2 separate regions of the Homo sapiens genome follow, and region 1 is linked to region 2. The links are chromatin contacts, found by Hi-C or POLR2A ChIA-PET in ENCODE. All regions are on one chromosome and are shown on one strand. The core of a region is the stretch at or near the end of the contact, and the rest is flanking DNA. Distances in the headings are between cores, read along the strand shown.

Region 1 (3,779 bases), core at 691-3,190, 49 kb before region 2:
CTCTACAATTTCTATGCAAACATCGGATAAGAAGGGGAGGGGGAGTGACTTTGATTTTCATTTTAAGACTCTGAAAGACGGAGAAAGTAAGCAGAAGCGGGCTGGTGTATTTCAGAGGCTCCCAGTGAGTCCCTACTAAATTTACCTAATAAAATGAATTTTTAAAATTTTCGTTTTCTCATTTCATTCCAGCAGAAAATGAGTTTGCCTTTATAATGTCCAGATCTTTCCAACTCTATTGAGTGAGAAATTAACTTACAAAATTTAAATACTTTGGTACACACATGCACACACACCCGAAATGAAGTAAAGTGTGCCTGTAACACAATAGCAAGCCTGATTTTAGGGTCCTAGGACACATTTTTTTTAATGATGTGTAATAAAGAAAAATCAGATTCAGTTAAAAAAATTTCTCTCTTAAAATGGGTGAATTGTAATACTCAGTAAATTTAATTGTAATTTTTATTTGTTAATATAAGTTGCCTTTTTAAAATCTTCTGCACGTCTTGTCAAATTATTGAGAGGACTGCAAAGAAAACATATGTTAATGTGCTAGGCCACAGTTGACTCCTTTCCTTTCCACGAAACTAGTCCAAGTAGTGTAGGAAATTATGAAACTATAGAGTTCTCTGTGAAAAGAATACCCTGCCTTTCATTTCCAAGATAAAGCAATTAATACTGGAATTTCAAGGCAAATCTAATGATCAGTTAGGAGGGAAAAGGAGGAGGAAGGCAGGATGGTTATTTGCGTAAGAAAGTCCAGAAATCGACATCGGACAGATGTATCGTGGAATGTGATGATATTTATAAGGAAAAATCACATAAACTTTAAAAATGAAAGTTGTTTTGCTTAAACGACTGAAAAAAAGAATTCAGAATAATATTTGGGTTATCCTAGTTTTGTACGCTTGTGTTCACCAAAGCGTTCAGGGTCCAGGAGGATTAAAGAGCTCCATCACAAGGAGTGTTTTTGTGTGTGTGCATGCGTGTGCGTGTCTGTGTGCGCGTGTGTGCGTGTCTGGGTGCATGTGTGTGCGTGTATGTGCGCGCGCGTGTGTCTGGGTGCGTGTGTGTGCGCACGTGTGTGTCTGTGTGTGCGTGTGTGTGCGCGTGTGTGTGAGTGTGTGTGTCTCTACCCAGCTCTCCTACACCTTAGCCCCAAGGATGATGGGGAGAAAAATGTGGGAGCTGACTAGGTGGAACCAAATCTTTACTCCAGAAATTTATAGCTAATATAAAACTCTTAAAAATGAAAAAAAAACAGTTTTCTTACCTTTTTAAAAAGTCTTCTCTTTGGGGGGTTATGTCAGGGGATAGAGGAATGGGCTTGAGCCAGTTTTCAAAATTGCTATAGGCCAGGCGTGGTGGCTCCTGCCTGTAATCCCAGCACTTTGAGAGGCCGAGGCGGGAGGATCGCTTGAGCTCAGGAGTTTGAGACCAGCCTGGGAAACATAGCAATGCCCTGTCTCTACAAAAAATTTAAAAATTAGCCGGGCGTGGTGGTGTGCGCCTGTGTTCCCAGCTGCTCGGGAGGCTGAGGCAGGAGGGTCGCTTGAGCCCAGAAGGTCCAGACTGCATTGAGTGGAGATCGCACTACTGCACTCCAGCCTGAATGACAGAGTGAGACCGTCTCAAAACAAAAACAAAAACAAAAACCAACCAAAAAACCAAAACCAACTCCCTCCCCGCCCCCGAAACAACAACAACAACAACAAAACCCCCAAAAACCAAATTGCTATAGACCAATATTTCCAGGTCCCTGTGATTTTGATTAGAGAGTTTTGTTCTTGTTCTTCTGTTCCGTAAACTATGGTATTCTACCTCTTAAACGCATTTTTAAGCTTTCTAGTTTGGATGGCCTTAAACAGAGAAGCCCGTCCCTGGGTGGGGAGGTTTGTCCGCTGTCCAGTAGATGGCGCTGTGACTTCTAGAGTGAGGGGGGTGGGGGTGGGGACGACACCGCGTCGCAGCCCGAAGTCACAGGGGCCACCCCGTCGCCTCTCCCAGGGTGTATCCATCGGGCTCTAAACCCAAGAAGAAAAACTTTTTGAGGCCTCTCCTGAAATGTGCTAATCTATCAAAGAGCATTTATAGTATTTAAGCCAAATGTTAATTAACAAATAGCTCACCCTCCTCAAACAGTCTGAGATAGTGCCCAGCTAGAGTTTAAAGAAATACTTCCTGGAAATGTTTGAGATAAAAATGGAATAACGTAGTAGCTATTTCAATATTTTATCAGTTGCCCATATTTAAAAAAATAAAAGATCCTCACCTTTCTCCTAGAGTAATCATGAAGAACGTACATTTTATGTTATATGAAATGTTATGTGCGTAAAAATGGTCAAATGAAACCAGGCAGGTATAGATAATGGTAGTCTCGCCTTCTCAAAAAGCGTTTTCCTTTTCATGCAGTGGTGGCGTGAATACGCACCCTGGACATTGTATTTCACTACATCAGCACCTGCTAAAATGGTAAACCAGCTTCTTAGACGCGTTAAACCTCCACCTCCCTTGAGTGATTCCAGGGTAATCTTCTCCTCTTCCCCACTCAGAAAAGTTTCTAGTTTATTTTAAAAACAAACATTTTTCTATCCCCATCTCTTGCTACAGAGAATCTCAACTAAGGATGGTGCTTATCACTCTTCAACATATTTGATATTAAAATTAAAATAATTTTAAAACAATTTTGAATAATTTCAATGTTTAGACTCTTCATGGGATGACGTGATTTCTTACTATGTTTTAAGTAATGATTTGCGATATCTTTTTTTAATTTAAAAAGAAGTAGTGTGCATGTTGACAAGTATTGTAAACAAACTGGCATTCAACAACAGCAACAAAAAGATTTATTCCTTTTCCTAAGAATGATGTTATCCTTTATTCTGGAAAAAAAAAATGAAGCAGTATTCATTTGCCTCCAGTTTGAAATACTACTTAAAGACTTAGAAATATGTAAATGTAGCTTAGGACAATGACTTCATCGAGCCTGGTAGTAATTAATCTTGTACAGTTCTTTAAAAATTTAATTGAATGACATGTTAGTTTTATAGTTGTATGAATTTAAAAATTGTGCAAGTCACTCACTATTCATAACTCGAGCCTATGTATTAATAAAATGATTGTGCAAAAAACCAGCTGTTTAAATAAATTCTGTTCTGCTTTAAAGATTTTGCCCTTTGGGGAGAAAGTCATTTAAGTATTGAGTGGCAGTGGCCAGTGAACAATAGTCAAAATGTAAATAAATCTTCCTGAAACTTAGTTCTAATTTTCTTGAGCAAGATACTAACCCATAAAAAATAAACATTGTTTATTGAACCACGTTTGCATCAGTGAACCTTTGTAAAATGATATGGAGAAAATATGAACTTCTATGTCCCAAGTACTTTACTTTGCTTCCTTAGCAGAACAGAGAGAGCTATTCGATAGGTATGAACTGAAGAAAATAGAATTAGTGCCTCTGGTGAGAGAGTCATTCAGATTTGTACAGTTGCACGGAGGTGATCATACTAGAATTAACACCAAAAAATTGTGTCATTTGGCATCTTGGCTTAAGGGATAATTTAATTACACCACCTATTAGTGTTGACTTACGTTTCTGCGCCAGCCAGCCTTCTTATAATCTTGTTTATTTCCAGAAATCACATTTGTGACAGCTCTAATAGGCCATTCAACAGCAAAGATTTTCTCATTTAGTTGAAAATATTTCAGGCTTCAGAAACTAGCAAGGAAGGAAAGGCATATTTAGACTTCATATGTCAGAGTAAACTGATTTGGGGCAA
Region 2 (3,898 bases), core at 209-2,708:
TGCCATGGCCAGTTCTGCCCCTCACACATTCCCAGCCACTTCCCCCTCTCTTGCTTAATGTCGAAGCTGGTCCTAAGCACTCTATCATTGTATCTGTAAATATTTCAGTGTGTGTCTCTAGGAGAGGACTGCATTTTTCAGCATCTACCTGCCCCTCTGTGTTCCTTGCACACCCAAAACTTTCAGCACTAGCCCTGACACACAGGAAGTCCTTTGTGTTTGCTGAATGAGTGAGTAAATGAGTGAATGACTGAGTGAAGGAGTGAGTGAATTAGTGAAGGAGTGAGTGAATGAGTGAGCGACTGAATAAATGGGTGAAGGAGTGAGTGAATGAGTAAAGGAGTGAGGGAATTAGTGACTCAGTGAGTGAGTGAAAGAGTATATGAAAGAGTAAGTGAGTGAAAGAGTGAGTGAATGAATGAGTCAGTGAGTGAGTGAATGAGTGAATAAGAAATGAGTGAGGGAATTAGTGAAAGAGTGAATGAATGGGGGTGAGTGACTGAAGGGGTGAGTAAATTAGTGAATGAGTGAGTGAGGGAATGAATGAGTGGGTGAGTGAGGGAATGAATGAGTGGGTGAGTGAGGGAATGAGTGAGTGAATGACTGGGTGGGTGAGTGAGTGAGGGAGTGAATGAGTGAGTGGGTGAGGGAATGAGTGGGTGAGGGAATGAGTGAGTGAGTGAGGGAATGAATGAGTGAATGAGAAAGTGAGCGAATGAGGGAGTGAATGAGGGAATGAATGAAAGAGTGAATGAGTGAGAGAAAGAATAAGTGAATGAGAGTGAGTAAATGAGTGAGCGAGTGAATCAGTGAATGAGCAAATGAGGAAATGAGTGAGTGAATGAGGGAATGAATGAGTGAGTGAATGAGGGAGTGAATGAGGGAATGAATGAAAGAGATGAGTGAGGGAAAGAATAAGTGAATGAGAGTGAGTAAATGAGTGAGTGAGAGAATCAGTGAATGAGCAAATGAGGAAATGAGTGAGTGAATGAGGGAATGAATGAGTGAGTGAATGAGGGAATGAATGAGGGAATGAGTGAGTGAGGGAATGAGTAAGCGAGTGAATGACTGCGCGAAGGAATGAATGAAAGCGAATGAGTGGGTGAGGGAGTGAGTGGGTGAGGGAGTGAGTGAATGAGTGAGTGAGTGAGGAAATGAATGAGTGAGAGTGAATGAATGAGTGAGTGATCCCATGGAGCCAGCTGGCCAGGACCTCACGTTTTCTGTGGATCCCATGTGAGAGTCACTCTTTCGTTCCCCAAGAGCTAACGAGGAGCCCTGGCTGCCCTGAGCTGGGAGGGCCGGAGACCTCCCTGGAAACGAGGCCTGCGACCCCTCAGTGTAAGTAGGTGACAATTTATGACAGGGATAAGCGCGCCTAAGCCTCAAAGAAAAACAGTGCGTGTTTATGCAGGGCCGCACTTCCAGCCTGCTGAGGCCTCTGCAGACGCGGCTTGGGAGGCTGCCGCCCGACCCGGGCCAAATTGGACAGAGGTGCAGAGAGCCAGCCCACCCACTTCCCACCCGGCCCGCCGCAGCCTGCGTGTGTGGGGCAGCAGCGGGGGGAGTGCCCCTGTCTGTCTGGAGGAGCGGAGGCCACCTGCGTGTTCCGTGGGGTCCAGCCAGACGGGTCCCTGCCTCAGCAGCTGGAGGGCAGCGTGTGGGCTCGCCCTCTGGCTGCCCATAATTGCATCATTGTGTCTGTGAACTTGCAGTCGAGGGCAGGGTTGAGGAATAACGTGGATCTTCCGAGCCCAAATGTCTGCCCTGTCTTGGTTCTTTTCAATCCCGCTCACCCATGCTAACCCAAGGCCTTGTCTGCTGGCCGTGGCTGCGGTCTCCAGCATGTGTCTCCTCCAAGCTGTCTCCAGCCCTCTTGCTCCGTGCTCTCATCCTGTCTCATTCACGGACCCCTATTGGCTCCTGCTACTCAACTGAGGCTGGCAGTCCTGAATTCCCAACCGATACTCGTCTTTAGGGTTTGGGGACAATATTCCTGGGAAATCACAGTAATTCGTGAAATCATAAGTTATTTTACATCTTCCAAAACACTTCATGTGATTTAAATAAGAATGAGAGATCCTAATAGTAAACGGGAAATCATTTTTCTGTGATACAATTAAATCAAAAGTCCCAGCGTGTTTTATATTAAAAAAAGACATAATGATAAATACTTGGCTTAATGTTTTATATCATTATCTTTTGACAATATTATGTCATTTGGTAGCATTTCACATTAATCTGTCCCTTATTCAGACATGTGATAACAGAAAATATTAAAAGAAAGACACAATAACAAAATAAACCTCAAAAATCATTAAAAAATTGAAGTACCACAGATATTTAGTGTAGTTACCAATCTTACGGTGAAATTTTAGAAAACAGTGTACTAATGTTTTAGGCCTGTCTGAAGGTCTTGATCTTTGCTTCATAACATTAATCTGGACGTAGAAACGTTTATTTTGCTGTTAACGTTGTTTGGATTGCTGAGCGTGCATCCCAAAGCGTCTGCGACTGTGCGTTAGGTACCTGTTGCCTCATCTACGTTTCTTTCTTTTTTTTTTTTATTATACTTTAAGTTCTAGGGTACATGTGCACAACGTGCAGGTTTGTTACATAGGTATACGTGTGCCGTGTTGGTTTGCTACACCCATTAACTAGTCATTTACATTAGGTATTTCTCCTAATGCTATCCCTCCCTCAGCCTCCCAACCCCACGACAGGCCCTGGTGTGTGATGTTCCCCACCCTGTGTCCAAGTGATCTCATTGTTCAGTTCCCACCTATGAGTGAGAACATGCGGTGTGTGGTTTTCTGTCCTTGTGATAGTTTGCTGAGAATGATGGTTTCCAGCTTATTTCTTTTTTAACGGTTTCCTTCTTAACAGTTAACAGAAGACAATATTTTGTCTCCTGGCTCTTTGGATGGTTTGCCACTGAAATTGGGTTTTACTAACTGCGATTGAAGATCAGTCTCTGATTTTGCTTGGTGGATTCTATAGTAATATTCATTCCTTCTTCGGTTTGCATTTCTTCTTAGATCTTTATAAAGTTCTATGTGCCCTGGAGTGCCTATTTCTACTCCAAAAGCATGCCACATTCAGATCTTCTGGAAGTGTTGACAGCCCCACACCGAATCATGTATTGAAATGGCCAATTTAAGGACTTACTTTGATTCCGTAACTTGTTATTTCTTGGAACACCTCTCATAGGATTTGTATAGAGTATTCTATGGGTATAAAGGTATTCATATTAATTTTATTTGCAAGAATCACTCTGTATTCGTGGCAGACCCTGACCTCACGGTTCCAACATGACAACTGCAGTGAGATCAGCAGGTTGGAGGCACTGACTTGATGGTCCCCTCCCTCCTCCACACTCCACCCGGTTCCCAGAGATGTGGACCTGCACCATCGTCTCCGAGGGCCAGCATTTCCTGGGGTCACTTTTGAGGACTTTGTTGGGTTCCTTCAAACTTGTAACGTCTGTATGTTGACTGTTAAGCTTACTTCTTGCAGGAGAATTAGGACATATTTTCTCATTTTCTTGATTTTTCAACTGTTTTTGATTTGGGGGGTGTGAGGAATGCTGAGAAACGTATCTATAATGACAAACACCTGCGAGGAATTCCTGCACTGGAACCATGAGTTCAGACTCTTCCTAAAGAGGGTAACCCAGTGACGAGTAACACACACCAACATGTTGCCGACAAGGTGCTCTGGTGCGTTCACACATGCGGATGTGCAAATCACATCCAAAATAGATGTCATCGCACGACCATAAGACAGGAAAAATGTAAAGTTTGATGGTGCCAAGCCCTGATCTAGACACATCTCGGCTTCACTGAGGGCTGGTAGAGGCCCTTCCTTTACCTCTCCCCAGCAGCTCCTGGTCTTTGAC

Evidence for each region. Hi-C counts contacts between places; a loop is a spot of excess contacts on that map. ChIA-PET counts read pairs that join two places held with the same protein, here RNA polymerase II (POLR2A). Pooled maps may share reads with other maps.
Region 1: a loop to region 2 is called in a map of MCF 10A, with 3 times the contacts of the local background. The contact joins two enhancer-like sites. A Hi-C loop is called at or near these places in 4 of 168 maps with a recorded cell type or tissue (MCF 10A, PC-3, endothelial cell of umbilical vein and 1 more), 1 of 37 single-sample maps with no recorded cell type and 3 of 50 pooled maps. POLR2A ChIA-PET finds 5 or more read pairs at or near these places in 2 of 52 experiments (K562 and activated T-cell).

The regions. Positions count from the first base shown.
Region 1 is chr16:87,060,997-87,064,775 of GRCh38, reverse strand. LINC02181 (long intergenic non-protein coding RNA 2181) reads right to left here. Exons shown (of 3, transcript NR_126008.1): 2 at 3,592-3,718; 3 at 785-2,024. Among named protein-coding and RNA genes, the nearest start is that of LINC02181, 5.1 kb to the right of the region's middle. Within about 2 kb of position 1,940, at least 4 of the 41 ENCODE cell types and tissues checked have a DNase peak (open chromatin) inside an H3K27ac peak, as active enhancers do.
Region 2 is chr16:87,010,956-87,014,853 of GRCh38, reverse strand. No RefSeq gene overlaps it. Among named protein-coding and RNA genes, the nearest start is that of LINC02181, 45 kb to the left of the region's middle. RefSeq lists enhancers at 918-1,478, 1,479-2,040. Within about 2 kb of position 1,458, at least 3 of the 41 ENCODE cell types and tissues checked have a DNase peak (open chromatin) inside an H3K27ac peak, as active enhancers do.